2 separate regions of the Mus musculus genome follow, and region 1 is linked to region 2. Evidence: chromatin loops called from intact Hi-C (ENCODE). Cell type or tissue: left cerebral cortex. All regions are shown on one strand. Links, peaks and the distances in the headings refer to the core of each region. The heading gives the core; the rest is flanking DNA. Region 1 holds the start of Ankrd34b (ankyrin repeat domain 34B). Region 2 holds the start of Msh3 (mutS homolog 3).

Region 1 (15,659 bases), core at 4,328-12,327, 70 kb after region 2:
GGAGGAGTGACCTCCCTGGGTTTAATGGCTTATTTTGGCCGGAAAGAGTTCTAGTTTCTCTTAATCGTCTTGGGAAAGAGGAGTTCTGGTTGCTATGACCTGCTCTTGGGGAGAGAGAAGATAGGAGACAGGAGGAGGAGGCCAAAGAGATTTGCTTTCACGGCCTCGTGCTCTCCCGCAGCTCAAAGCACTCATCATGACAAACCTGTAGTCTTTGGAGTGGCATACTTGCAGAGGGGAACCTGGCTTCCCCTCATCTTCAATTTGCCAACATGGGAAAGCAGTTTGGGTGCTGGACAGTGATGACTGTTCACTTTGCAGCGTCCTCATTCATGATTGCAAATTTCACCCATCATGAGGCTTTAATTACACCGCGAGCAGTCTAAGGGCTGAGCAGGTATCCCAGCATCGCTTCATCTTATCACTGATTCATACGAGCCACTGGGTGCTCTGGTTAATGAAAACATATTCATCAGTGTAGTGACTAATTTACATGGCTCCTCTGAGTGACAAAATGAATATTTAGAATGAATGAGTCATCAGAAGAGAAACCATCTTCTGAGTACAGGTTGCCTTTGACTCTACCTGGTACCCAATTCTGGGTGAAAATTCTGAGCAAAGCTGGTGTTACTTTTCCTATAACAGTGCACTGTGATTTAGATATGTGTAGGTATGGTAGCTTATCTTGATTTTCAGTTTGATTGATCCTGGGATGAACTAAGAGACATGCCTGAAAAAAATTATGTGAGAGGGAAGCTTTTCTCAAGCTTGAGCAGCATCTTTTGATAGGGGCCCCAATATGAAGCTGTCTAAGGCTGAAGCAGCTGGGCCTACCTGCCTTCACTCCTTCCTGCTGAGTGCATCTATCTCATTGATGCTTCTCTTGTTGCCTCCTTTCCCTGTGCCATATGGAGACCACCAAAAAATCCAGATGATGGACTGAGCCTTGATTAGAAGTGGATTGCTTGTAATCTCAGTGTTGAGGAGAATGAGGCAGAGATTTCAACACTGGGCTATATTAGTAGTACTAGATACATAGATAGATAGATAGATAGATAGATAGATAGATAGATAGATACATAGATGATAGATAGATAGATAGATAGATAGATAGATGAATAAATAAATAAAAAGAAGAATCAGAATGTGTTGCTCAAGTCTGCATGATAGTACAAAAGTAACAGTAAGTATTATGTAAACTAACGGGTATTTGGCTGCTTAAGTAAAAGTTTACTGATAGTCACTGAAATTTCAATTTTGTATAATTTCATGTGACATATTTTTGAGACCTAGGTAAAATATTAAGGCCTAGGTACAATGTTAAGGCCTAGGTAACAGTTACCTTGCTAGCCTGCCATTATAAGGAAACTGTCTAATGCCAAGACTGGTTACATATTCTGTTATGTTCTGTGCCCTTGGAAACCAGTTACATTAGAAGTCAGTAGAACTCTTCTGTATAGTTACCCGCAATTAATTTGGACCCAAACCAACCACCCAGCAGCACTTCCTTCACCTATGTATAAGCTTTTAAGGTATTGGCTTTTACAAGCTGCCCCTGGGATGGACCCAACATAAGGGAGGAGAGATACCTGCACTCATATAAGAAACTATTTGGAATAAGACTTCCATTTTGAGTGGTGTCTAAGTTTAAGTTCCCAAGACCTCCCTGGGAACTGACGTCCTACTTGGCAGAAAGAGACATGTACACGAGTAGCTGGCATCCTGGTTGGCACATTAAGACGTGAATGTTAGACAACTTAGGGCACAAATGTTAGACAAGGCAAGTCCTCTGCCACAGTTGAATACCCAACCAATGGGAGCAGGATAAGTGTACAACACAGACATGGTCCTAAGGAAATCCCCTATTTCTAAATCCGGAATGGTGAACTAACTTGACATAGATTTTTGTGGATTTGGAGCTTTAAAACCCTGTAGAATCTTAACTCAATGTCATGGTTCGGTTCCCAACTCTGGACCATTGCCCTGCTCGGCCAGTTTTCGGGTGTATGCTCTATAAACTCTCCCTGTCTGACTGAGCTCGGGAGTCATGTGGTTTGTGAGGTGATTCCTAGACACCAACAATATCAGCTTTATTCTATTTTTCCCCAATCATTTAAAGATGCAAATGTATGCTTAGTGACAGGCCTTACAAAATTAGGCTGGATTTGGTCCATGATATAATTTGACTCATGATGGTTATAGTTTGCTAATCTTTGTCAGAGAGCCATTTTTTTTTTTTTTTGTACAGAAGAATCTCCATTTTTGGTTCATTTATTTATTCTGCTTGTATATTTGATGCAATTTGTAGTCACAAGAACTTAATATGATCCAGCACTGGGCCAGACGGCAGAGATAGCAAAGCCCTGGTTCCTATGGCGTGGACTCACACCTTAGTGCAGGACTGGCCATGGAAAGTTCCTTAGAGAAATGACCACATTGCAGAGGCAGCCTCAGTAACAGGGAGACAGTTCATGATAAATCTGGGAGGCATGAGACAGTCAAATGCTGGACACACTCAGGAATCAGCAACATCTAATCCGACTATATTAAGTCATCCTAGGAAGGCCTGGCCTGGCCATACAGTTCCACCATAAATCCCAGCATGGTGGGCAGCGAAGACCACAGGAATAATTCAAATGAGTAATGCCAATGGCAAGTAACTTTCTCACTACTACGCAGTGTTACACACAGCATTTTCATGCATGGGAGCATCTTCCACTGCATCCTGCCACCGTGCCTCTTATCCCTTGTCCCTCCCATCTGACCCCTTTGCTCCCAGGTTTTGTTTCTGCTTTGATGTAATCAGTTTATAAAAGAGTATACACGATGCATCGCCTCCTGAATGGCTCAACTTGGGAATCAGAAAAAGGTGGCTTCTGAAGCCATGGGGATCTTTTTGGCTTTCTAATTTACTGAACAATCCACATGGCTAACACTCTTGGGGGAAGATAATGGAGTCCAAGGACTTCTAAGAAGGGGATGTGCTGCGGTGTGCCCCAGCAAGGGGAGTCGTGCTTTCCAGGGTCCATGGCTTATAACACAAACCATTGCATGAAAGCAAGAATAACACAATTACTTCAAATGTTCATTAGATTTGGGGCTCCTGTCCGTCTTACAGTGCCCCCCTCACCCCTCCCCATCCACATTAAATACGAAACCTCCATTTTGTGCTTCGGGAGAAAAAAGCTGAAGATTATACGCTTGGCCTTGAAGTGGAAGTCTTTTTGAAAGTCATGAACACGAAAATAATAAATCACTCATTTCGACATAAGATATAAGGGCAAGAGCATCCACTCCTGTTTCGAGGATGGGCACTGAGACTTCATCAGGTGACTGCAGAATGCCGTGTTGCGCAATCAAAAATTCAGGATGAATTGCTCAGAATGCTTTATATTAAAAGATACCATCTTGCAACGAGGGATGCTCAGGAGATGGGAGGGACATTAATCTGCATGCAGTGATCATCTCCTGCAAGCGGACACAAGAATCTGATGGGAGACGAGCCATCCAGATACCGGCACCCAGAGGAGCTGTGCTGGGCAGAGCACTGCAGCCCTGTGCCATTCAGCCAGACACCAGGCTGCTGCCCCATCTTCCAGCCTTACCTACCACCTTTCTCCTGCTGCTGGCCATGAGATTAGGAGACAGGGAGATAAGCTGTGCAGGCTGACTGCTGGCCAGTGTAAAGATGCCCCAAACAACACTTCAAATTACAGTGCATCTTCATTTCTGAAATAAGTCTTACATTTACCCTGTTCAAATCTCAACAAGTTTAAGTGGACATGGAGTATAAACAAAAAAACAAAAACAAAAACAAACCAGGCCTCCTCCCCTCACCATCTCCCATTCTCTCAGTTGCCGTCTCCCTACAGAGCCTTTAGTTAAAATTTCTATGCATCTTTCCAGAAATACTTCACACATGTTATAAAAGCAAATGTGCTTTTAAAGATACTGTTTTAAATCATGGATATGGTTATATTAGTTGTGATAAAGGGATAGAATGCAAAGTTCCAAAATGTAAAGACCTCATATGAAGCCATGAAGCTCTCCCTGCTTTGAATCTAGGATAGGTACCAGAGCAGTGCTCAGCTCCACGCATGAAGCCATCCAGGACTCAGACCCCTCTGACAGCTCTGCCATTGCCACAGAGCAGCTTCAACCACCTCTTTCCCTCTGTCAGAGGAGCAAGGGAGAAAAGGTACAACATTTCCCTGAGCACTGTCATCAATGGATAAAACCTTAGTCACATGGCTCTCTAGTCAGCATCAGGGAAGCTGGGAAATAGCACCATAGCTCAATTTCCTCAATGTTCTTGCTCTTGCGGGTGACTTAGCACCACAAGGAAGAGGTTGCTCAACCCCAGACCAAGACACCGTTGGGACTCAGTCCCAGGTTTCTGAGACGTGCTCTATCATCCAAAAGTCCCAGCTCGGCTCCAAATCCTCACAGGTAGAGTGACTATCAGATTGTAGTATTCTCTTGCAAAAGAAAAACACCATTGGAACAGCAATGCTTGGTGTCGGGCCATACTCACTGTGGAAGCATGTATAGAGCCTCCCCTTTATTGGGGGACTTACCTACTTCTACAGTGCAATTCTGCCTTATGGAAATGAATTCATCAATATTCAAAGCAGCCCTCTAGTTTAGGAGCCTCTATGAGCTGATAAGGTCCATTGTTCAAGTGAGAACTTCAAAGACTAGTTGGATAGCTATCCTGGGTACATATAGCAGGATACATATGCTAGTCTGCATTTTTTACTGACAGACTCTGATTCCATTGGCATTTTAGTGAAGTAAAGGAAGGGAGGGAAGAAGGAAGGCAGGGAAGAGAAAACAATTGCTTCTGTTCAAGGTAGAGGCAGCCTGTGGTCCAGTTCAGCTTGTGAGTAGACACCTCAAGTCAGGCAGGAAGTCAGGAAGTATATTGCTTTTCTAATCACACAAAGGACACACAGTTGTCATTCATTTTCTTCATTTTAGCCCTGATCTGTCAGGCCTGCACTATGGATATGATGTGAAAAAGCTAAGTAGCCATTTTGTGAACATGAGACCTAAACTACTAAATATGATTGAAAAAGAAGTCAGTTGCTTCTATCCCAAACTTATGAGGGGGGGAACTGTAGACCTACTTAAATAAAGTACAAAAATTGACCCAAAGCTATTTAAACTGATTTTTAAATATAGAGTCTACTCCTGGACATTCCAGAATTCATAGGACAATTGTCCCTCTTCAAGGATCACGCCCCTGTCCTTAAGCCTGCCTGTCTTCCTGTCCAAGATTCTCCCCATGCATCAGCTTCTCTACCCTGATGCTCAGCAGTCTAAATATACAACCTTGAGTCTCTACGTCCTGGGATGTAACTTTCACGTAGCCACTGAAGTGTGTGAAACCAGATAACTTCATCTCAGCATCTCCACTACAAGCCATTTACTAAACCATCTGTAAAGACCAAGAAACAAAGTTTTGGCATCTAAACTTTGGGAAACCAGAGACTTTTAATAAAAAGTCAAATAGGCCAATGTATTGGAAGAAAAAAAAATATGGGCCTCTCACTTCTGAAGGACATTTTTCAAGCCCTAAGAGCCACCATGCTGTGCACCTGCTGGGAAGCATTGGGTTGCAGAGGCCCAGCTCCCAGCCCAGAAAAATACCCCAGCACATGGACCAAGGATTAGATGTAAAATTTGTATCCCATTACTATTTAGAAAAACCCCAGAAGCTGTTATGAAGCCAGTTTTTCCGGACATCTTTTCTTTCCTACAAGGAGTGCTAGATAGTCTCAACGGAGTACACTAGAAGCTGTGGCTTGGCAGGACAAAGCCCTGCTGGACTGCGTGGGTGCATGGAAGCCAGGGTCTTATGCACACCAGGTAGACACTTCCTTGCCGAGATATATCCCCCACAACAGCTCTGGCTTCAAGCACAATCTTTGGAAAGAAGCGTTAAGTCTCACTGCTAATCTTTCTAGCATTTTCATCCCATTTATTTAGTTTGTTTGCTTTTGGGGTTTTGGTCTGTTATGGGACAGGGTCTTGTGGTGTAGCCTAGGCTGACCACGAACTTATAACAACCCTTCTGTCAACAGACCAAAATTTATCTCTAGAAGACAGACATAGATTGAGGAATTCATGATAAAGATACTCATCAGAGCCAAGCATCTACCCTTACTTTTCTTAAAACATATCTTGAAAGGCATAAAACTGTGAACACAAAGAGTCTTCCATTTTAGATGTCCCACTTTGTTACCCACAATGCAGGATGCCTTCAGTGAGCTTTTCAGTCCTTGCCTTGTTCTATCTCCTCAGCACTCCTTTCCTTGGACTCCAGGAAGCCTCCTTACCAGGTGTGGTGGCACGGAGGACACAGGGAAGAGTCACACAGCAATCCCTGTTCCTGGTTCCCTCCTAAGAGTACTTTGGAGCCCTGGTGGTCTTGCTGGCAAAACAGGGCTGCAGATCCACCCCTCTCTCCTTCTCAGATACAGCTGCTGCACTGGGTTTAATCACTAAGCTTAAGCTATGTGTCTTGGGCCCTCTTTGGGGACCAGCAAGACAGAGGCCATCCCTTCCTGCCCTTACACCTCACCTTGGCTGCTATGGTAATTCAGTCCTCACAGTTCCTCCATGAGTCCAAGAGCTGGAGGATGAAAAGGGACACAGCCTGGAACAGGGCACTTTCCACTGACCACACACTTTGCCCAAGGTACACATGGAATGTGTTAGCCACTGTCTCCTTGCTGTCCCTAGCCCCACTGTCCCAGGGTTTATTAATGTTTATTAACACTGCCCTAGGAAAAATAGCACAGACTGAGGAGCTTGGGGACAACTGAAAAGCGCCCCTCAGGGTTCTAGAGACTGGGAAGTTTAGAAGCTCAGCATCTGGCCAGGGCTGCTCTTGTGGTTTCCAGCAGTGCTGCTTGCACGTCCTTTAGAGAGAATGAGCACTGCCTGTCACATGTGGAGGATGCCCAGACACCAGCTTACTACCCCCTTAGGCCCTTTCTCAAGGGTGCTAACCCATCCTAAGGGCCATACTCCCATGACTCATCACCTCCCAAGCATTCCATCTTCAAATATTGCAGTTATAATTCAATGTAGCACTGTGGGAAACACATTCAGACCACAGCATCCCATACATTAGATAAAGCAGGTCCGCCTTCTCTAGCCTTTTGCTCAGCATAGGTGTTTCTAGCCCAAAGCAGCCTGGACTCTCATTCTATGAAAGCTCCCAGGAACAGTGGACCAGGAAGGATGACTTCTCAGCATTGCCCCATCTCCTGACCTGGTAAGGACCAGGTCAACAGGAAAATCCTTCAGGCTTCATTACTCCCGTCACCCACCCCCCCCCACCCCCAGACATCTCTTGTCTCTAGCAAATAGCTTCCAGTACTTCAGTGGTGGGTGGAGGAAGCCAGATGATAGCCTGCCAAAGAAGTTCACAGCCTCATTTCTGGAGCCTGTGAATATGTTATGCTATGTGGGGAAAGGAACTTTGTAGGTGTGATTAAATTATGAATCTCGAGATGGCAGATTATCCAAGGAAGCCCAGTGCAAATACAGAGAAGTAAGGCAGGGAGGTCAGAGGGTGGAAAGGAAGCTGAGGGGCGGAGGGAGACAAAAAAAACAAGCCAGAGCAGAGGAGTTAGGGGAAAAGAAAGATACAGAGAGTCAGAAACAGAGAGAGATACACAGAGAGACAGAGACAGACAGAGAGACAGAAAGACAGAGAGAAACAGAGAGAGAGACAGAGAGTGAGACAGAGATAGAGACAAACAGACAGAGACAGAAACAGAGACAGAAACAGTGACAGAGACAAACAGATAGACACAGAGACATCTGAATAGGATTGTGGAGGATGGGACCACTAGTCAAGGAACGCAAAGGGCCTCTGAAAGCCAGGAGCAGGGGAAACAGACGCTCTCCTAAGAACCCTCCAGAATCAACACAGCCCTGCAACTCTGCTGAATTCAGGAACATTAAAGCTGTTTGCACTTCTGACTTCCGTAACTATAATCAAGTAAATAAATTTGCACTGTGTTAAATGTGGTGATTGTCAATTATCAATGAGATTCGTTTGTGAGAGCAATCAATAAAGAACTTATAAAGTAGTGGTGAAAACTGGATAAACTTTGAGGTTTGGTAACATCCACAGAGGCTGAACACATGTTGATGTCATGAGTCACAGTTCCACTCTCAGGTGTACCCCACAAAACTGTGTCTACAGATAGGTGGGCAGGAGATGTCACCTGCTGTGTTCATAGCAGTGTCTGTGGACTTTCCCAAGCCTGAGAATAGCCCTAAATGTCTCCCAGAAGCAAAACAAATTGAGACACACAGACACAATGAACGAAAAGAAGGAGAAAAGCACAGTCATACATAACATATTGTCTGAAGTGTAACAACGAGGGTGTGTGTGTGTGGGGGGGGGGGACCCAGGCAGCGAGACATATTCCCAATGATGTTAGAAAACACACAAGCAACAAAACCGTTCTGTGCTGGCAGAGCCACCAGTCCTCCCAGGGTGCAGACATAAGGGGACCTTTGGGGTTGCTGGTAATACGTTCTGTTGTTGGCTTCAGTTTGTACACAAATCATTAGACTTGTGGTCCACACCTTTTAATATGCATGCTGTGTATATACTAATAAAACTGTTAAAAAGAGATGGAGAAAAGACCCATGCCTTCATAAAAGTTTGCTCTCTCCTTTCTGGGACTCCCCAAAGGTGTGTGAACAAAGGGTGACCCACCCCAGGTAGTCCACCTTCTTAGAGCCTGCTTCTGGTGCAACATGTCCTGAGAATATGTGACAAATGTTTATAAGGAACCATTTCACAGGAATTTTATTTAAGCAGAGGAAGTCTGCCAAAGGGTCTATTATCTTCCCCTTTGGGGATGGAAAAACTACAGACTAGCTTGATTTTAGGCAAGTATGTTGCCCAGGCTGGCCTTGAATTCTCACCTCCTTCAATACATATGAAAAGCTGAAACTATCTCGTTTACATAATTTCCTTTTTTCTTCATGTCTCTGTGGAGTTTAATACCTCAAATTTATTTTGCGAAATTTTGTTAGCTATTCCATTAAGCCTTAATTAGAGTATAATGAAATTATAAATTCATAAAATAAAAACAAAACGGTTGCTCCTACAAACGTTCAGTTCTTTAGTGAGGCTCTGGCTTTACCTGAAGTGGGGGAAGGAACCTGTGAAGGCTGAATCTCAGACCAACGAGATGGCTATGGGATGGAAGGGAACGTGGACGCAGACCCGGACCAAGGGCACGGGGACTAGTGGGGAGGGGCGTCATCTTTCTTGGGCTACCTGGGCTCTGCCCATTCGCTCTCCCACCAGTCGCAGCTGTCAAAGCTCAGTGGCCTGGAGTGGAGACGGGGCGGGGCTTAGGAGCGGAGGCGGAGCCTCGGAGAGCATCTTCTGGCCCCGGGGCCCGGACTGGCCCGCCGCCCCCACCTGCAGCGCGGCGGAGCGCGGGCGCGTCACTCCCAGCGGAAGCGCCAGCCCCGCGTCTGGCGAGGTGCGCGCCTCGCCGCTCCCGCTCCAGCGCTTCGTGGCCCGCCTGTGTCTGCAGGGCAGGGGCGGGGGCCCGGTGACACGGACAGGGGACTGAGATCGCAGTCGCCGCCGAATCGTCGACAGTCACCCAGCTCGGACGGAGCGTCCGAGCAGGAGCCGATCAGGAAGGTGAAGGACCACTGCCGAGCCGACAGCGCGTCCCAGGTCAGTCCGCCCGCTGCACTTGGGGAAACTTTGGGATGCGGTGACAGCTGCGAGACTGAGGCACCGAGGGTCGCGAGGCCGTGTGGCCGCGGTGCGCCCCGCGAACAGGCACCTGCCGCACATTTGACACCGCAGCTGCCAGTGTGGGGACGGAGACCCTGCTACCGCGGACCACTACGGGCCACCGAGGGCCAGCGGGCTTCAGGGGCCTCCCGGGAGACTCCGGCTCGCCCGCGCCCCGCCGCGCGCCTCCGGGTTCCCGCAAGTCCCCAGCTCCGGTTGGCGGCTCGCGCTCGGACCCCGCGGGTCTGCGGATTCCGCCGCCTTCGGGCCTCGCGACGCGGGAGGAGCGGCCCGGGGCCCAGGGCTGCGGGGTGGGAGCCCCGTGGCGGGAGCGGCGCGCACTCGGCCAGTGGAGCGCGCGGGTCGCGGGGTCCGGCAGGAGCGCGTGGCCGCAGGTGCCCGTGGCCGCTGGGCAGCGGAGGTACGGAGCGCGGGCTGGGGCCGCGGAGCCGATTGCAACCTCGGGCTGCAGGAACCGGGGTCGCCGGGTAGGCAGTCCGGTCCCTGCGGCTCCCGGGTGCGCACATCCTTGGCACCGGGCATCCAGACCCCTTCAGCGGAGAGCGGGCTGAGGAACGGCGCCAGCCCGGGCGGAGGACCAGTGCTGCCTGCTCTCTGGCACGCCATCTCCCCAGCGAGGGCCGAGTGCTAGGCTACGCGGGGACCACTGCCCAGGGCCTCCCGGCACAAGCCTTTTTCTTGGGCAGCTGCCTGCCCTGGCTTGGAGTGGAGGCGACGAAATGAGCACCCCGCCCCCATCCGCGCCCCAGCGCTGTCGCCCCAGTCACCTTCCTTTGCCCTTCTCCGACAGCACCTTGGACTTGCTCTCTCCTGAACTGGGGAAAATCTGAGGAAACCAGGCACGGACCTTGGAGACACGCCGCCTGCACACTCAACAGTCTGGAAATCCAGCCACCTTGGTACCTCGCCGCTTCCCAGACACTTTGGAGGAGCAGGTTTGCAATTTCTACCCCCATCCTCATCCCCTCCCCCGTCTCTGTCTCTGCTGAGGGAGGGAATCTTCTGAAGAGAAGATGGGATCTAGGCACCCATAACCTAGCCCCAGGAGGAGCTCATGGGAGCCAGCCTAGCTTTGTAGCTATGTGAGGGAAACAGCACACCTTATAAACTAACTCCTTCCCGTGGGCAGTTCCTGAATATTTCTTAGAAGACTGGAGACCCAAGAAAGCTGACTTTTCCTGGGCAGTCAGTGCATCTTTTATTTGGCTCCGACTCTCTGCTTGCTGGGAACAGACACATTTTGCTTATGACCTCTGGCTGGCCTCATTCCAGTTGCTGTCTGGCTTTGGACTGCTTGCCCATCAGGACAGTGATTTTGAAGAGCTGACTGGGAAGAGAAAGCTGCAAGCCTCAAGTTCTGGTTGGCTCCTGCTCAGGGTTGTAGTCTTCCGTGGGACCCGTGGGCTCCCTATTCCTCTGGACTGTGGCAGCAACTCTGCCCTTCACCTCTGCAAGGAAATTAATTTTCAAACAACTTGGGGATGATGGTGGAGGCACCCCTGTGTGAGCAGATGCAGGGCTTGGAAGCAACCAGGAAACAAACAGGAGTAAGAAATCCTTTTTAAAGGCTTACATGATTCTGGGACTAAGAAAAGATGGAGATGCCATTGGTGTGTAAAACCTGACATCTCCCTGTTAGGTCCCACCAGTCCAGGGGACTCACATAAGCAGGACCTGTATTGGGTGATGCATATTTGGAACCTAGTACTTAATGAATTCCTAAGCAGTAAATGCCTCCCGATTTTTAAACTCACAATCATCTACAGTAATGTAGCTATTGCCTCCCCTCCCACCCCACCCCCACTTAGGAACAATACACTCCCAAACCTGGTAACTCTGGAAGAGCCCAGGTTCCCCAACTCATTTCACACCAGGGCAGGAACTAGGATAAGAGAAAGGACTGTTCTGAGCTTTAGAGTCATATACCCACTTTATGGCTCCACAGCCAGACAACTGTTTTATAAGAGAGAACACAAAGGAAAATCTCTCTCCTGTCCTAATGAATAGAAAGCTGGGGACGGTGGGAGGACAAAGGCAATAGGAGGAATCAGCTCCAAGATGGCTTTCCAAGCATGTCAGACATATAGCACGACCATGCTGGGTACCACACTAATCAGGTACCCCAACTGGGCCCTGCCGTGGGATGTCCATCATCTAACAGGCAGGGAGATACCGTACTCCAGACAGGCAGAAAGAAGGAATGACCTTGGGAGAGTCCAATCACCTTTCCTACTCTCTGTACAAAATATGGATTGAAGCAGATGAGCACCGAGGGGTGGGCCTGCCTGCAAACAGACTAGGTTGCTGTGCGTGGGATCCATTCCAGACTCATTTACAAACTCAGAGTCGGTGAAATGTGATAAACCGAACACTGTAGGGATTTCTAAACAAGGAATTAAAACACTCAACTTCAAATGGGAGAGATGCAGGCAACAAATCGTCCGTGTTTATGTGCCTCTGAATAGCTCTGATTTCTTTTGGTAGGAGCTGACAGCTGGCTGACAGAAACCTCATCCAAAGAGAGAAGAGACTAAACCCAAGTATGAAATTAGGGATGATGTTTTCAGGTAACTTTCTATTTCCATTCAGAGTGGGTGTCTGGAAGGGTGAGTGTAGGTATGGTTTGCTCCATTTGTCAACAGATATTTTTCCCCCAAGGGCCCCTGAGTCTAAGGTGCCATACTTTGACTGTTTTCTAGTTTCCTGGTGGCAGAATAGAGAGCTGGGAATCCCAGCTCCAGCCTGCAAACTCCCCCTCTGTCCACACTATCTGATGCTTCTAGTATCTCTGATCTTTCTGAGCAATTTGTTCATATGGCCAGTCTTTGGGGTTTTGCCCAAGAAACTGGTTGTCAATTACATAGGGTGGGGGCAGCATCGGGAAGTCCAGATGATCTGCCCATGGATTTTTCAACCCACCTCTGGTTTTTGCCCTGTGCCTGCCTCACTGCCACCCTGCATGCATGGTGCCTGGGCCTACTGGGGCCTATAGGTCAAGGGTCATATATACTATATACATGGCAGCATTGATCACTCTGACAGCCCTCCTCTCCCTCCAAAGCTTATTGGAAGTTGCTCATTCGATAACACCTTTCCTCTAGCTGCCTTTGTCCCTGGAAGTATATACCTTTGAGTCCTCCCAATAAAAATTTTGAGTGGAAGCTTAACCAGCAGGGAACAGTGATGTATTCTAACTAAAGTTAAAGACCTACTTTTAACCAGAAATGAGGCTGGAGCAATGGCTCAACTCTTAAGATCACCGGCCTCCCTTCCAAAGGACCCAGGTTCAATTCCCAGGACCCACAATGCTCCTCACAACTACCTATATCTCTTAGTTCAAGGGGATCGGGTGCCCTAATCTGGCATCTGAGGGCACCAGTACAGACATACATATGGGCAAACATTTATACACATAAAATAACAGGCATACATATAGTTGATGCTCATACACATAAAATAAAACATAAGAAAGAAATAAAATAGAAAGAAGGATCTATACAACTACTTAGTAATTAGAATCGTCTAATAATGTAGGGACCCATAAGGAAAATCTAGGAAATTCTTACCAGATTCCACTCAATCTGATGAATCATTACTTACAGAGTAAAAAAGTCATTTCCAATAGTCCATCTGTAATTTAAAGTTAGTTAGTTTGTGTATATCTGTATGTTGTCATGTGTGTGCAGGTACACATAAATATATATATATATATATTTGGCAGCCAGAGGAAAACCATGTTTCATTTCTCAGGCACTGTCTATTTTGTGGTATGTGTGCATGGTGTGTGTGTGTGCATACATATATTTATGCACATTGCTCATTTGTGAGCACATGTTGGCTTACAGGTCTATGTGCATGCGTGCGTGCGTGAGTGTGCCTCTGTGTGTTTGTGTGTGTATGTGTGTGTGTATGTGTGTGAGTGTGTGTGTGTGTGTATGTGTGTGTGTGTATGTGTGTGCCTCTGTGTGTGTGTATGTGTGCTTGTGTGTGTGTATGTGTGTGTGTGTATATGTGTGTGAGTGTGCCTCTGTGTGTGTGTATGTGTGTGTGTTTGTGTGTGTATGTGTGTGAGTGTGTGTGTTTGTGTGTGAGTGTGTGTGTATGTGTGTGAGTGTGCCTTTGTGTGTGTGTGTGTGTTTGTGTGTGTGTGTGTCTGTGTGTCTGTGTTCTGTCTTCACTTTCCATATCCACCCTACGTTTATGTGGATGCTGAGGATCTGACTTCTGGTCCTCCCACTTACACAATAAGTCCTTTACAGACTAAGATGTCTCCCTAGCTGTTACCATTTCTTTAAAGTCTCTCACTAACTGGGAACTCACCAGGTAGGCTGGGCTAACTTGCTGACCCAGTGAGGCCCAGGATCTGTGTAGTTCTGCTTCTTGAGTGTGGGGTTACAGGCGTGCACTCCCATGCTCATATTTCTTCTAGCATCAGTTCTGGGAGTCAAACTCAGGTCCTTATGCTCTCAAAGTAACTTTTTTACTCCCCAAGTCCTCTTCCCAGCTCTGTTATTTTAAAGGGCTTTGGGTTTGGGATGCAATAGAAAGAGAAGGTTAAATTCTGAGATAAAATTCTTGAAAAGAGGAGTGAACCAAGCAGGAGACTCAATAGAAAACCTTCCGTCAGGTGCTAAGTTCACTTCCATGGGCACACAGCATACCTATTATAAGACTGTCACTCCACAGATGATGGAGCCAACCCTTCAGGAGGCCAAGGCTTGACTAGGGCATACAGCTAACATCTATGAACATTACGATTGAGCTCTGGGTCTGTCTGACTCTGAACCTATTCCAGTTGACCTGTGAACTATGTGAAGGGCGCAATGACACTGAGAAAGTGTCAGTAAAAGGAGGAAAGCAAATGGGCTGACTGCATGTCCACACGCTCTCAGCTCTGGGTTCTTAGGGAGCTTCCTACGGGAGGAAAGACCGTTCCAGGCAAGAGAAGTCTTCATCAAACACTCTACAGAGAGAGATCATATTCAACTGTCAGGTTTGGGGTTTACAGATTGATCTGACAAGGGTAATGACCCCCTCAGAGAGGGTGAAGGCCTAAAGACAGGGTTGGTCTAATAAGGCAGTGACTGTACGATGATGCTCTGAGAGCTTGGTCATAACCTCTGGGGAGGGATGTATCTGACAATCCTCTTCTAAAAACATTGAACTTTCAACAGTAACAGATGGCCCTATGAAATATTACAATTCAAGTGGACTAAGAAGCCATTATAGCTCAGTGTGGAAGCACATGCCTATGGTTGTAGATACCCTGGAGACTGAGGCAGAAGGATTGCTGGAGCCCAGGTATTCAGGCCAGTGTCAGCAACCAACATAATTTCAAGGCTGGGGAGCCAGCTCACTTGGTTAAGTACTTGCCATGTAAATCCAAGGACCTGAGTTTGGTCTCCAGTATCCACATAAAAGGTGCACACTTGTAAATCTCAGCACTGGGAAAGGAGGGTCAGCCAGATCCCGGGCTCTCTGGCCAGCTAAACTTAGCCTTATCAGAGATCCCTAGGTACTTACCTTAAGTAACAAGGTGGGTAGCTCCGGAAGGACACTGGAAATTGACCTCTGGCTACACACAGGCATGCCCCCACCCCAGTGAACATGCACTGACATCCATACACAACAAACAGAATTTATTCCAGTGAAAAGTAAGCCTCCTAGACTCTTTTATGCTGCCATCATCTACATGATAGAGGAGGCAGCCAGTTGGTACTCAGCTCAACCTCCTTGATACCCTGCGGTCCACAACATCCCCATTTCTGAGGAATAAAGAAGAGGCCACTGCCCTTTCAGATATCCCAGTCTCTAGTTTGTTGACAGTTCGCTGTCTTAGAGCCTC
Region 2 (15,306 bases), core at 1-8,000:
TGTTGCAATGCAGAGCTGGTCACCATCTATATAAAGCCTATACTCATTTGCTTTACCTCTGAACTGACTGTATCTGCCAAGCCTTCAACTGAAAAAACCACGTATATGATGCCCACTGGGATTCCCCATGCAAAATATGTAAACTGCCAATGAGAAGCAACCCCACATGAATGTTCCTAACCCACACAGTACAGCAGGACTGCCTGTAGGTGTTGTGTCTTAATACAAAACCAACTACTCTCCCCCAAATAAAAGTAAAACTCTTAAATGCTGAAAAGAAGCAAGAAAAGCTAAGACACAAATGTTCTCTCATCTAGCAAGGATGACTGGATATGGAAACCATTTATTTTCCTGTGTAACCTCAAAGAAGCGAAAAGTACTTCAGAACCCAGGTGACTAGTTATTCACCTACGCAGCAGTTACATACTTTCTGATTAGCCTGAGATTTGGAATCTTCGGACAAAACCGCATTCTTTGCACGTTGCAGAGTGATATCTTCAAAATCAGTACACCTTGGCAGAACTTCAAGTCTCTCCCGAAGAGCTTCTGTCTGGACTCTGTTTTGAGGGAGGGCAGAATCACAGCAGAATTCTTTCAACTTTTCCAGGGACTTTAAAACAATCCTGGGCCTCAGACATTTCTTTGCCTCTTGGGAAATATGAAGAAAAAAACACACCAATAGTATTTTGGCTTCACTAGGACAATTCATAACTTGCATAGAATTTTTCAGAAGGACATTCCCATTGGAGCAATGCACCTAGCTATAATGTGATAAAGAACACCATGTTCAAGGTAAAGATGACCCATTTAAGCATACATATAATTTCATTCACTGATGAAATCCACAGAGAAGTATAGTCAAAGAGGCTGGCAAGATGGCTCTGCAGGAATGGTGTCACCAAGTTGATGACCTATGTTCTGTGATGACCAGAAACAACAAGATGGGGGGAGAAAGCCAACTCCTTCGAGCTATGCTCTGACCTCTACACATATATGGCTCCCATGCACAGATGCGCGCGCGCGCGCACACACACACACACACACACACACACAATAAACACACAATAAAAGAATAAGCAGTGCAATTTTAATTTTAAAAAGCAGAACTCTAGTGGAACTCTGCTTCTTGTTTCTTTGCGTATAATGACAGACAGGCCAGGTATATGAAGCTAGACAGGGAACTGATGTATAGTCACTAATTCAGTACACAAGAGTCACACCCAATCCTTAGAAAAGCAAAAAGCCAATTCAATTGGCAACACAAAATGCTTAAGTCTCAGAATGGGGCCACCATGGAGTCTGGAAAGCTCTGAAATAAAAAGAACTGATTCAAAGTAAACTGAGCCTACATTCTTCTCACCCTTCAAGCTCTGAGAGCCTTTCTCCCACTCAGCACGGACTAGAGACTTCTCTGGAAAGGTGTAATATGCAGAATTTCTGGTTATAAACTATCCCAGGAAAATGATAAGAGCCAAAGCTGACTGGATGCAGAAATAAAAGGGATGAAAAAGTCAAAATGGTAGATGCAGGAGACAAGATGGTCATGAGCAGGGTTAGAGGTATAGGTCATGAAGAGGCTCTGTTCACCAGTACAGCTCTTGAAGTCAAACATGAAAGAGTTAAGATAGATAATAAGAAGGCTCGCTGGGGCAGGGAAAGGTGGCGCACACCTTTACTCCCAGCACTTAAGAGGCAAAGGCAGGTGGATTTCTGAGTTCGAGGCCAGCCTGGTCTACAGAATAGCCAGGGCTATATAGAGAAACCCTGTCTCCAACAACAACAGCAGCAAAGGCTCATTGGGGACTGGAAGAGAGCTTCCTAGGTAAGAGTGCTTACCAACAAGTCTTAGAAGCTGAGTTCAAAGCCAGAACTCACACAACGTAAGGAGAGAAATAACTCATGCAAATTGTCCTCTGACCTCTTTTACCTATGTACTATGACACACACAAATAAATGTGATAAATAGATCATTAGCAAATGTTTCATCTTTATAACCAAGATTTAAAACATAACATGGCAGGAGAGATTGTCCAGTGGTTAGTGCACATACCACCCTTCCATCAGAGAACCTGAATTGCCAGCAACCACATCAGATGGCTGATAACCACCTGTGACTCCAGCTCTCAGAGGATTACATGCCTCGTGCCTATGCAGGCATCTACACTCACAACACACACACACACACACACTCGCAAAACACACATACACACTTTTTAAAAAATACAGCAATAGTGAACAAAAGAGAAAGTTGGAAGAACTACTAAGAGAACTGAGCTCCTCTGTGGGCCTAGCCTCTCAACCAGCAGCTGAGGAGCAGCAGGGCTCCTTCCCTACACAGGAAAACAAAGCTCAGCACTCCCATGATCCCCTCTGCCTTCTGGGGAAGCCAGCAGCTGAGAATACTTAGTCTCTGGCACTCACCAGGGTGGTGAGCTGCTACTGAGATGTTTTCTTCCTCCTTCTCTGGAACTTTCCTTGCTTTTTTCTTAGTGGGCCCACCATTTCCCAGTGACCTCTTCCTGCTGTCACCTTCTGTCACCTGTATCGGGAAGGTTGGAAATGGTGTATTAACACTATTCTAAAGCTTGAAGTCTCTGGAGTTATTTAACCTTGCTGCAGAATGATAGTAAGTTCCTGCCTGCCACTCTACTTTTTACTCTGAAAAGGCTGTTGGGGGTGACTGTTTTTGCCATCAGAGACAGAAACTGGCAGGAACAGTCTCTCATTACCTCACATTCTACTAAAATTATGTGGAATTCTCTACTTTCCTACTCATATGTTAAATAAAATACTTCTACAAGATCAATTTTAAAAAATCTATTTTCAAAATGCAAAATTATAGAAGGAAGAGGAGTAATAAACGACCAATGTATTTCCTGTTTCAAAGCTTCCATTCACTATTAAAAGATGTCCTGAGACTATCTGTTGGCAGATAATCTATGAAAAACTTAAAACTTTTGCCTAATATCCTCTCAGTGGTGAGTGCAAAATGAATCTTAGTGAATGTACAGAAATAAAAAAAAAGCCTTAAAAAGAGAGAGTAGAGCATTAGTCAGTATTGGAAAGAAATATAAATGAAATGGGTTAAGATTCTTAAACTGATTTGCAACTGCAGTAAAATACAGGAGATGCCCGTTACAATCACCTTCTACATCTTCAGTCTGGGAAATGACCGAGGCCTTAACTCACCCTGAACAAGTGTGACACATTGCCAGCTAGTGTGGGAAACATCCTTGGGCCTGTGTTTGTGGCAGTATCACGATGGGGTTTTGGTTTTGTTTCTCTTTGCTTTGCTTTGAACTATCTGATGGGCTGCAAGCAACAGGAAGTAGCCAACTATAAGCATGTACAGAAACTTCATCCATCTAAATGCTTACACTGGAAATCTGTACAGTAAAACGATATTCTGGCACGGGGATCAGAAAGACAGAGCACATGGTTTTGAATTCTGAGAAACTAGCCTTAATGACAGCTTTCTTCTAGTCAGCCAAGCAAGCATATGTAAATAAAGCTCCTCTTCAACCATCAATACAGTAGGGAAAATGTAAAGGAAAGAATGAAGAACAGAGGTTAAAAAACGCATCCTGGGCCGGCCGGCCAGTCCTCGCCATTCACCACGATAGAAGTTTCTGGCTCGGGTTCCGGCTACCGACTGGAAGCACCAAGACCTCAAATCTATTACCGCTGGTCGGGTAAAAAAGTCAACTAAAACAAGGACCAGAAGAAGCCGCCACCTTAAGCCTTCCCTGGCCCCGCCCCTTAGCCCTACCCACCATTAATAAGCTCTCCATAAGGCCTCCGCTTCCGGCCACGACGGCTACGCACCCGCCCCACCCTGACCCCGCCCCTAGCGGTCCGGCCCCACCCCGCCCTCTAGCTCCGCCCCGTCCCAGACAGAACCCGCCCGGGACGGCCTTCGCCTAGGTGGACGCTAGGGGCGCCGCGGAGCCGTACTTTACCTTCTCTGCTGGCTCCGTGGAGGACGCGCTGGATCTTAGGCTTCCCGCAGACCTGAAGAACCGGCTTAGAACCGTTTGCCTCCCCGGGCCTGGGCCGGCGGCAGTAGAGCCTCCCGACGCGGATTTCCCGCGGGGCATTGCAGTGTGCAGAAGAGCCGGCCTGCTAGGAGCGCGAGCGCGCGGCCGCACTTTCTCGCGCCTGCGCGCGCGCACGCCTCAACCTGTGCGGGACCGGCCTTGGGGGCGGAGCCTTAGCTACACAAATAGAATGCGCGGCGGGCCTTGGTGGGGGCGGGGCCTTAGCTGCACAAATAGGATGCGCGGCGGGCCTTGGTAGGGGCGGAGCCTTAGCTGCACAAATAGGATGCGCGGCGGGCCTTGGTGGGGGCGGGGCCTAAGCTGCGCAAGTGGTACACAGCTCAGGGCTGCGATTTCGCGCCAAACTTGACGGCAATCCTAGCGTGAAGGCTGGTAGGATTTTATCCCCGCTGCCATCATGGTTCGACCATTGAACTGCATCGTCGCCGTGTCCCAAAATATGGGGATTGGCAAGAACGGAGACCTACCCTGGCCTCCGCTCAGGTATTGGCCGGGCTGGGCTCGGGAAACTGAGGCGGTTCACTGAGTAGGGTCATGCACTTGGCTTGGACGCGCGGGACGGGCGTGAGCGGTAGGCCTACCGGCCTCAGCCAGAGACCAAGCTACCGGTTCCCGCGGTGATCCCCCTGCTGTGCCAGCCTTTGCTCACAGGCTCCCTGGCCGGGAGCAAAGTCCTGTCCTTGAGCGGGCAGCAACACCACCCCCCACACCCACACCGGACTTGCACCTTTCGTCGCTGAATGGAGCCTGAGCATACATGACGGGTTAACTGTTTCTCTAACTTTCAGGAACGAGTTCAAGTACTTCCAAAGAATGACCACAACCTCTTCAGTGGAAGGTAATGTAGAGTAATTAAGTCATGAGAATTATGTTTGCTTGAAGCAAGATTTACATGGTAGAGGTATGAGTAGAAAGTCTCCCCTGGGAATCTGGGATCTCTGTTTCTTGCTAGAAATTTTTGTGCGATTCCCAGATTTTATTAAACATCCTCTTAGAATACTCTATGTTTGAAATTTTGTTAGCAAGTGCATATAGCTCGAATATAACTGGGCAGAATCGGCAGCAAAATTTAGCACTTTGAATAGAGACCTGAGCCGGTATTTAGAATTGTTACTGAAAGACAGAAGACTTGAGTAAATGGAGAAAAATGCAGGGGAGAAGAGGCTAAAAATAATTTAAATCTGTTGGCTTTAGGAAGACACGGTGGGATGAAGGCTGTGGTCTTCAGTGAGGCAGTCTGGGTGACTGACTTTAAAAGAATGGGGAGTGGTGTGCAATAATTATAAGGCAGTTTCCCATTACTTGTGATTGTAAGGACATTCGCTGTAATTCTTCCTAACAGACATGTTTGCTTATTGCTTATCATTGTAGGAGAGGAGGGCAGAGCTGATGGGAAAAAGAAGTCAGCAGTGTAGATGTTGAACATTAGTAGAGAACATAGTAGGTCACTGTGTAGACAGGTTGACAAATGCCATCTTGGGGGCGTGGCACAAAACATGCACACAAGCCACCTATTCATGTTCTCTACTGAGTAGCCTGGCGTTGGGATTAATGAGTCTGATGGCCAGCTGTGCTGCTCTTTCTACGATGACTCCTCAGTTCTTAGAGGGCACACTGTGAGCAATCTCAGCACAGCAAGATTTGTTACACATCAGCTGCACCTCCAGCTCCTTGCCATTGTGGACCAGAAAGTTCTAGAGCCGCTAGGCAGCATGTGCTTGGCTTTCTTGTTGTTCCTGTAACCAATGTTGGTCATCAGGATCTGGCCCTTGAATCTTCTCTGTACCCCGCTGTCAGTGCCTCTGGGTTTCCAGTTTCCCTTAATTTTCACGTATCAGTCTGACTGGTGTCTGATGAACTTCTTGGTCCTCTTTTTGATGATCTTGGGCTTCACCAGAGGCCGGCGAACAGCCATGATGCAGCAAAACAGATGGCAGCCACCTTGTAGGCAGTGCCAAAGAAGAGCTGCAGATGCCATCTTAACACAGTCTACTCTGAGTTCAAATCCTACTACCCGAATAAAAAGCTGGACACAGTGGCACATTTGTAATACCAGCATTAGGGAGGCACAGACAGAAAGATCTCTGGGGCTTGCTCTGTAGCCAATTTGTGGGCTCCAGGTTCAGTGAGAAAACTTGTCTCAAGAAGATAGATAAAGACACCCAGTCACACTGCCTGGCCTGTGCATATGGGTTACACAAAAATATAAAAGCTTTATATTTTTACCCAGTTTATGTTGGTTGTATCCATTTACCTTCTCACTCCCCCTGAGTCCCCTTCTCCTTCCCTAAGTCATGTTCTACTTGTTATTAATAACCCTGTGTGTGGCCATTGACTAGGATGTGAGCAATCTACAATCAGTCCAGACCAGAAGATGGGCTCTCCATCTCCCAGCAGCCATCAACACCAATACCTACTGGAGGGGCCTCAGGAACCCTCCTCCATACTTGAATTTTGCCTGGCTTGATCTTGTGCAGGAGCCAGATGAGAACTGATGCATACATATGTGAGCCCTGTCGTGGCCGAAAGTCAGCCTTTCACAGCTCTCTTCCCCTTCTACCAACTCTTACATGTTTTCTGCCCCTGTCTTCTGCAAAGGTCCCTGACCTCTGAATATAGATAGGTAGAGATGATCTTAAATATACATAGAGATAGGTATTATTTCTCTGGGATAGATGAATCAGAGACAAGTAGTTTAAGATGGTGAACACATTCAATCTCAAGAATTCCAGGATTAGAACCTGTTCTCCACTTTAGACACTAATAAAGCATGTAAGGATATCAAGTGAATTACAAAATCCAGTCAACCTGAGCCCTGTGGACTGAAATTATGCATGGTTGCAATGGATTAAAACCTAAGTAAAAGATATGAACTGCATGAGCCAAACTGAAAAATTGAACTATATTTAGTTAATGAGAACTAAATCTGAATTTTAGGTAAAGCTGTTTGTCTTAATTTTTCTAAAGGATGCCCACTAGATGTCACTATGACAATCGTCTTGCCTATGTATGTCACTGACAATATATGTGTATTTTCTGATAATCTTTTCTGCTTGGTATTATAGGTAAACAGAATCTGGTGATTATGGGTAGGAAAACCTGGTTCTCCATTCCTGAGAAGAATCGACCTTTAAAGGACAGAATTAATATAGTTCTCAGTAGAGAACTCAAGTAAGTGTTATAACATGAGCTCATTACAAGAAAAGTGATCTGTTTCCCAGGGCACAAATCAGTACATAACAGGATAAGGCAGAATGAACACCTGTGTGTGTGTGTGCGTGTGTGTGTGCGTGCACGAGTATGTAGGCAGGTACGCATGCATGTATCCATGCAAACAAACCTGAATGTTGCTCTTCTGTGTCCTTCCTGAGGGTCTGTCCACCTTGTTTTGTTGAGATGGGGTCTCTCGCTGGGGTCTGTATTCACCTATTAGTCTGGGTTAACTGACCAGTAAGTAAGATCCAGGAATCCTGTCTCTGCTGATCCACAGAGAGAATTATGGGTGCATAACACCAAGCCAGTCATCGTTTTTGAACCAGGTGCTGGGGATCAAACTTGGGTCCTCATACTTGCACAACAGATACTTTACAGTGTTATCCTCCCAGTGCCTTATAAATGACTCACTCACTGTCCAAACCAGTTGGTACTGTCAGAACTTACCCAACATACTTAAGAGACTTAGACGCTATCATCTGCTTAAGCCACTGAACCACACTACCTACTACAACAATAGAAACTGAGTGGCCACTTACACTATGGGGCAACTTAATTCTGTTCCTTTAAGTGCTTGATTTTATCACCTTAAGAATTAGAAAAAAATATGGAAACAGTTCTGCAGGTTCCTTTAAACCATTTTTCTATAGACCTAGCTCTCAGTTATAAGATTTATAACTGGTTTCTCGTTTCACAATCTAAAAGTGCCTATGTTTTTAGTTTCAGCGAATTGAAGTGGCTATCCCATTTTTGGAATCAATTCTAGACACAGTAAAATATGAAGGACTTGCAGAGACTGGTCATGGTCATGTACTCTATTGTCTCTAGTTAGTTACAATACCCAGATACTGTGTGTTCTTTGTACAGTGTCAGAGGTGAAGTAGTTCAGTGTATTAAAATGGCCCAGGAATCTTCAGGAGAAAGAGTGTCTGCAGTTGGTTTCTGCCAAGACATTTCATTTCCTCCAAAGTAACATTTGACTAGATGATTCCTTCTCTGTGACTGGAAATGTCCTAAGAACCTGAGGTGGTTGGGCTGAAGAAATAGCTCAGCAGTTTAAGAACACTAGCTGCTCTTCTAGAGGATCTGAGTTGGATTGCCAACACCCATGTGGCAGCTCACAACTGGCTCTAACTCCAATCCTAGATGGTACAGTGCCTTCTTCTGGCTTCCAAGGCTCCATGCTTTCATGCACATGGTGCACAGACACTCATGTAAGTGTTATAGACAAACACACAAAAGGTTAATGAAACTAACTTTTTTTTAAAAGGGACTGGAGGTGGTAGGGTACGTAAATAAGATTAGCTAGAAGTCAAATCTGGTCCTTTGACCTTGACCATGACTTTGAAATTGTTGTTGCTACTAGTCTTTACTTAATAAAATAACTTCCTGGATCTCAAAGGAGTTTTAGTTTGGATTTTTTTGATCAGCAGATGACAACAATCTAAGGGAAAGTTAGGACTCAGGATATTGACTATTCTTCCTTAACTTAATCCGTAGTCATCAGCAATGATGCACCATGTTAGAGGACCAGGCACTGCTTGTTTGAACTGCAGTCAAGAATGTCACTCCCACGTGTTTTATTCAGGACCCACCCAGAGAAGCACCCAGAGAAGCTATAGTTATATAAGAGCTTCATTGTAGGGGGTTGGCTTTCACGAATGGGAGGTGCAGTTACATGAATCCAAAACTGTGGAGAGCACACATCAGGGAGAGCAAGCTAGAACTTTCCAGGGGTGCTCTGGTCACTCTGGGAAGTCTGAGCTCTACCCTGAAGGCCTTTCGGTGGTTTAAACCAAAGTCCTCATAGATGTCACCACATCTGCAAGACAAGCATCGGAATGAGAAGTTAGAGCAGCCCTGGGAGGAAGAGAAAGCTCTCCCCATAGCTGCATGCTAAGAGATTCTTATGTAGGGTTCCTCCCACATGCCTCCTACAATGGCATAGGTTAAAAATTAGAAGAAAATACAAACATTTGCATTGGTTGCCTCTGCTGATGGGGACTATGTGATGTGCCTCTCACCATCTGCCTCCATCTTCATGCTGCTCCCTTTCTTGGTTGCTAGGATATTCTGGTGATCTCTCGCCTTGAAAAAAGTCTGCATTCATGGGCTATATTGCTATTCCCCAGGGCTTTTTAATAACATATTCTTGAATACTACTCAAATTTATTTATGGCCAGCTTGAGCTAAAATAAACATTAACAAATCTCAGTGGGGGAGATGTTCAGTTGAACCAGCATTTCTCCTCAAATGATGAGTCTAATTTTTTCTTTATGACCCCCCTATGGTGTATGTAATTGGATTTTGTTGTTTTCTGTGTCAACATTATAATCTTGACTGAAGTGCTTTGGTTTGGGGGTTTTGTTTTGGTTTTTATTTTCAAGTATGCTGGAGAAGTTGAAATATCATTTAGAGATGTTATTAGGGTTCATTTTTTTTAATTTCAATCTCTGGGTTCTCCACTTGGTTGTCACTTTACCTCTGTTCATAGCTGGGACCAGGCACCGCCAGGTCCTGTATCACAAGAACAGCTTTACCCATGGCAATCACTATCGCTTATGCAGGCTTTTACTAGAACTTGGGTTTTAGCCTCTAACTCCAGAGGGGGAGATTCTGAATCCTCAAGGTAACCCCCAAAGTCACTAAGGCATGGAGAGGAGAGTGCCTGCAAGCTTTCTAGGCAGTCAAGTTGTAACTTTAATAGAACTGACATGGGGCTAACAAAGCCTGCTGACAGGGCAAGACCGTGGTAATGGTCGCATGACTCGGAGCACACCAGAAGTCACCTTTTAACCCTAGAAGGATACATTGATTTACTTGGAGGAGGGCTGAAGTTTTTAGTAGGGGAGGACATAGTACCACACACCCATAATTCCATCACTTAAAAGGCTTTGCCATGAAAGCTCTTAAGATTGATGCTATGCTGGGCTATAGAGTTAGACAGTCACAAAAAATAACTGTGTATGTGTGAAGTGGGGGGGGGGGGGGGCTTGGTACCCAAAAATTAAAAACGTTTTGAATCAGTGCTATATTCCAGAAATTATGTTTAGAGATCTCAGTTGCCTCCATGATGTAACATATCATACACACACACACACACACACACACACACAAACACAGTACAAATTGTCTAGCACACTGCAAATCATCTTTATAAAAGCTCTTCTAAGTTTCATGGTGTAATGATTCTTTCTAGTTATGACATTCTCCTCTTCGTAAAGCCTTTCCCTCTGATCCACATATATCGCCCGTTCAGGGCTAAGCTCTGGCTCCAGGCAGCTTTGGGATGTAGGCAGGTCCTGAGTGGAGCTTGCTGAACCTCAACTGTATTACCCACTAAATGAGATCAATAAAGCCGCTCTTAGGATGATTTTTTCAGGATTCATTGGATTCTGCATGTTAAGTGTCTCACTCACGAAAGGTACCTATTATGGTTTGCATTTTCAATGTCCCCAGAAATCTGTTCTAGTTGATGGACTTGTGGGAGTGGGGTGGGGGTAATTGAATCATGAGGACTGAAACTAACTTTATCAACTTACTGATAACTTTACAACTGAAGGAATATTAGGAGCTGGTGCCTGACTGGGGGAGATGGATCATTTAGAGCCTAGCTTTGGAAGGGGATCCATTCCAAAGGGGTGTCTCATTGCTCTACCACATGTTTCCTGACGTGGTTATCTCAGGACAAAGTAGCCGGCCAAACTAGATCTCTCCAGCCTTAAGCTGATTGGCTCAAGTTTCTTATCACAGTCAGAAGAAAGAACCCAGCACAGTACTTAGCAGATACCAGTCCTAACCTTACTGCCTTGTAGCTTATAGAAAATATTAATATTAGGGGCTGGAGGAGGAGCATGCATAAAGGTCCTGGGTTTGAGCCCTAGCACCATAAAAATGAACAGTAATGGTATTGATTTCTTCATAGTACATAAACTTTTTGCCTTTTTTTTTTTAAGATTTATTTTATTTATTTCACGTATGTGGGTACACTGTTGCTGTCCTCAGACACATCAGAAGAGGGCATCAGATCCCATTACAGATGGTTGTGAGCCACCATGTGGTTGCTGAGAATTGAACTCAGGACATCTGGAAGAGTAGTCAGTGCTCTTAACTGCTGAGCCATCTCTCCAGCCCAACTTTTTGCCTTCTAACATTAATGGGATCACAGTGAATAAACTCATGATCTCACTTTTTACCTTAGTAGATCACTTTTTTTTTTTCACTTCTTGAATACTAAGAATTAAATGAATCTCTCTACCTAAATCAACGTGTACCCTCTCCTTTAGTCTAGGTGACTAGAGACTGCACTACTGTCTTATTAGTATTTTGAACCTCACCTTAAGTTACTTTTTTCCTACCCTCAACTTTCTCTGAGTTTTCATGTGTTAAATTACTTCACTGTAGCCTGCAGTGATCTCTAAGGAAGCGTGCTGGGTCTGTGCTTTGGGGCATGGTTCTCCCGTGTTGACACTCAGTGGCAGAGTCAGGCACTATCATTGCCCCACCACAGATTATCACCACGTATCTTCACCTCTGCACAGCTTCCTATTCTGGTTTCATGCTTTTTGGCCTCTGTCTCATTACCATCCCATCGCAATAGGTAAAAGGACTTTTTAAACCTTTATTGCCAACCTAGAAGCTGAGAACTCTTTACAGAATAAGTGGTCTTTGGGTGTCCTAAAAATAAGACCATCCTAATGACTCAACTCTGTATATCAGAAGTTAGGAAATATTGTATATTTCCCTACTTGGACTATTAGAAACTAAGTTACTATCTAGTAGCTACATGGGAGACTGGTTCTACTAAATGGACTAATGAGTTACACATTGTAAACATTGTTTCAAGATTGAACATCTACTTACACATCGTAATTCTAGTTAAGAAACAGAATACCAGCCATGTCCACACAATTCTTGACACAGAATTCATATAACCGCCCCTTTTCTTTCAAGTTCACAGCAACAATTTATCTTGGGTTCGGTTGATTTGGGTTGGTGTTTTAAATAAACTAGAGTTTATTCACATTTCACCAGGCCTCCCATTGCTGTTCTTTATTATTCTAGGATCTAATTCGGTATCAAACAGGTTGTTTCTCTTCAGTTTCTCCCAACCTATTACAAGACTGTTATTTAATTACAATTAATTGAGGTTCATTTTCTTCTGAAAACTTGCCTTGAGAGTTACTATGACCAAGAAAATATCCTAAAATAAAGAGCCAGAGTGATCTAAAGATAGAAAAGAGCCGTTCATTAAATGAAGCACTGGCTATGATAACCTGGATAGGTCAATTGTTATTTAAGACCTGTGCATAAGAGCATCAATCAACAGTTACTTGAAAGCTGGAAAAGCCCAAGGTACCAGGAAGACATGAGAGCCACTCTGCTTTGGAGAAATCATGGAGGAATTGTTTTGGAAGTAAGGGACTTGAGTTTGTTCACTCTTTACACAGGATAAATTTCATACTAATTGAGTATGCAAAGGTTACTGGAAGGCACTACATTTTCTACATGAACCTTTTTTTAAATTAGGAGCATAAAAGTTGTTTAGCTGTGAGTGACTTTAAATCAGACTCCAGATCCTGAAGAACATGTCAGGAAAAAGTAGTAGAGAAAGAAAATCCTCTGTAGACCTGGGACGCTCTCTTGCTCTTGGGAGCTCTGGGTTACACGTTAAGTTCAGGACTTCGTCGGTGATTTCTTCTTATTCTCCTGTGTGTACTCGGCATCAAACCCAGGACCTCAGGCGTAGCAAGCACATTCCTGTCCCTGTAGAGAGCATATTGCTCTCAGCTTTAGACTATGTCAGTTCCTTAATCAGCATTCCAGTCACCATAGATGATTTATGAACCAGATCATCTTCTCCATGACTCTTAAATCTTTCCTCCCTCTAGTTCCTGTTCTGTCCTTGAACACCACCGTATCCAGTCTTGTCCCTAAAGTTACCCTGATAACCTTTTGTGATAGCTCAGCTCATTTAACTTACTTCGGTCCCCGCTGTTTTGTTTTGTTTTTCCACTGTAAGTCTAAATATATTTTTGCTCTATCCTAATTCCCTTACGTATGACAAAGAGTGAGAAAAGTAAAATAGAAACCAAGAAGAGAGGGAGAATGCCACCAGGAAAATGAATAGTCCCCATTAGTCCTTGATTAATCATTGTTACGACTACCAGTTCAAGGCGATTATGTAAGTAATCCTTTTAAAGCACCAGCTAAGAGTTGACATTGAATTAGTAATTTCTGTTCTGTATCTAATCACTATAAAAGCCTGGTTGTATAAGTTTCTTCATTTATAAAGGGAACTGCAACTCCCCTCACCATCAAATATGAGATCTGAAATTGATCTAGTCAGCATAATTAGTGAGTTTACTTAACATTTTCCTTGCCGAGTATTAGTTATATAACTGGTAACAAGCTCATTTTCAAGCACTCTCTCTCCTTTCCATATTGTTCAAAATATGACTTCTTTTTCCCACATACATTAACAATCTGAATGCTGCTTCAGGTGTTCAAAATCGTGTGGATATTCTCTGTCTAATATTTAATCAGGTCAGTATCCAAACTGACAGAACTATTCACGAAGCATCTACTTAGCCACTGTGTGGGTTCTGCCATTAAACATCTGCACAGCCACTGTGTGGATTCTGCCATTAAACATCTGCACAGCCACTGTGTGGATTCTGCCATTAAACATCTGCACAGCCACTGTGTGGATTCTGCCATTAAACATCTGCACAGCCACTGTGTGGATTCTGCCATTAAACATCTGCACAGCCACTGTGTGGGTTCTGCCATTAAACATCTGCACAGCCACTGTGTGGGTTCTGCCATTAAACATCTGCACAGCCACTGTGTGGGTTCTGCCATTAAACATCTGCACAGCCACTGTGTGGGTTCTGCCATTAAACATCTGCACAGCCACTGTGTGGGTTCTGCCATTAAACATCTGCACAGCCACTGTGTGGATTCTGCCATTAAACATCTGCACAGCCACTGTGTGGATTCTACCATTAAACATCTGCACAGTCATCATGCGTACTCTTCCATTAAACAGCTGCACAGACAACGTGTGGACTCTGCCATTAATTTTACTGTGCTGCTTTGTCACCGTCACCACTTTGGTTGCTGCTGTTTGTCCACACATTTCAAAATAAAGGGGAGAACGAGTCCATTTCCCTATGTGTTATTAACTAGAATCCCGTGTTGCTCTAGCTTGTGGTAGGTGTTAATACAGCAAGATGCACGTGAGCTGAGTGTTGACAAAGATTACCCATGGAACCCTATTAAGCTTCCAGGGAGTTCCTTCCTTTCCACCCTGACCACCTCCCCACCACAGCAGAGACAGCTACGGTTGAGGTTGTTTTCCACTACAGAAACAGTGGGGTGTCACATATGGTTTTATGTTTTGATTTGCAAGTACTATTCAGGCATGAAATGTAGAATGCATGTTGGACACTGGCCATACATTCCAAGTACTTTGAGTTGAAAGAATTAGTTTTCATAGTTTGTACTAGCTGCTGCCAATTCGGATTATTTGACTAGTGTGGACAGACTTTTACAAAAACCATAAGTCTTTTTTTTTTTGAACCTCAGAGAACCACCACGAGGAGCTCATTTTCTTGCCAAAAGTTTGGATGATGCCTTAAGACTTATTGAACAACCGGAATTGGCAAGTAAAGTAGACATGGTTTGGATAGTCGGAGGCAGTTCTGTTTACCAGGTAAGTAGAGTTATGTATAAATAGAAAGAATTACCCTTCTCTACTTGCCACCATGCACATGGAAACAGGACATTGTCCTGACTGTAAACTACACAGGTGCCAAAGGGAAATATTTGACACTCATGCACAATAAATATTAAGGTAAATGTAAGATCTATAATTTATACCAGTCATACTTATAAATAGAAGTTACTTATATGTTAATGTATAAGACCTTGTATTACATTATGATGGTGCATCATACTTCATGTACCTTAGGCAGATTCACCCTCCCACCCACTCCCACCAACTTCAATGCCTTATTTTTAAGTCTATTTT

Evidence for each region. Hi-C counts contacts between places; a loop is a spot of excess contacts. Peaks named below come from ENCODE experiments on the same cell type or tissue, not always from the same donor. Only the 100,000 strongest peaks of a DNase experiment are listed, where the experiment ranks them.
Region 1: a loop joins it to region 2, with 4 times the contacts of the local background. A loop is called at or near these places in 4 of 42 quality-filtered maps.

The regions. Positions count from the first base shown.
Region 1 is chr13:92,416,472-92,432,130 of GRCm38, forward strand. Ankrd34b (ankyrin repeat domain 34B) reads left to right here and starts at 9,498. Exons shown (of 5, transcript NM_175455.4): 1 at 9,498-9,730; 2 at 10,605-10,749; 3 at 12,299-12,381. In left cerebral cortex, for the core only: no CTCF peak of the experiment used is centred there; DNase peaks (open chromatin) are centred at 7,444, 9,408, 10,521 and 12,224; H3K4me3 peaks cover 1,767 bases; H3K27ac peaks cover 856 bases.
Region 2 is chr13:92,350,804-92,366,109 of GRCm38, forward strand. It overlaps Msh3 (mutS homolog 3), which reads right to left and starts at 4,200. Exons shown (of 24, transcript NM_010829.2): 1 at 3,960-4,200; 2 at 2,422-2,539; 3 at 428-648. The coding sequence starts at 4,097. It overlaps Dhfr (dihydrofolate reductase), which reads left to right and starts at 3,980. Exons shown (of 6, transcript NM_010049.3): 1 at 3,980-4,541; 2 at 4,847-4,896; 3 at 7,124-7,229; 4 at 14,862-14,988. The coding sequence starts at 4,456. It also overlaps the pseudogene Gm19308. In left cerebral cortex, for the core only: CTCF peaks have their summits at 3,935 and 7,026 (motif pointing right); DNase peaks (open chromatin) are centred at 3,929, 4,270 and 7,086; H3K4me3 peaks cover 1,832 bases; H3K27ac peaks cover 597 bases.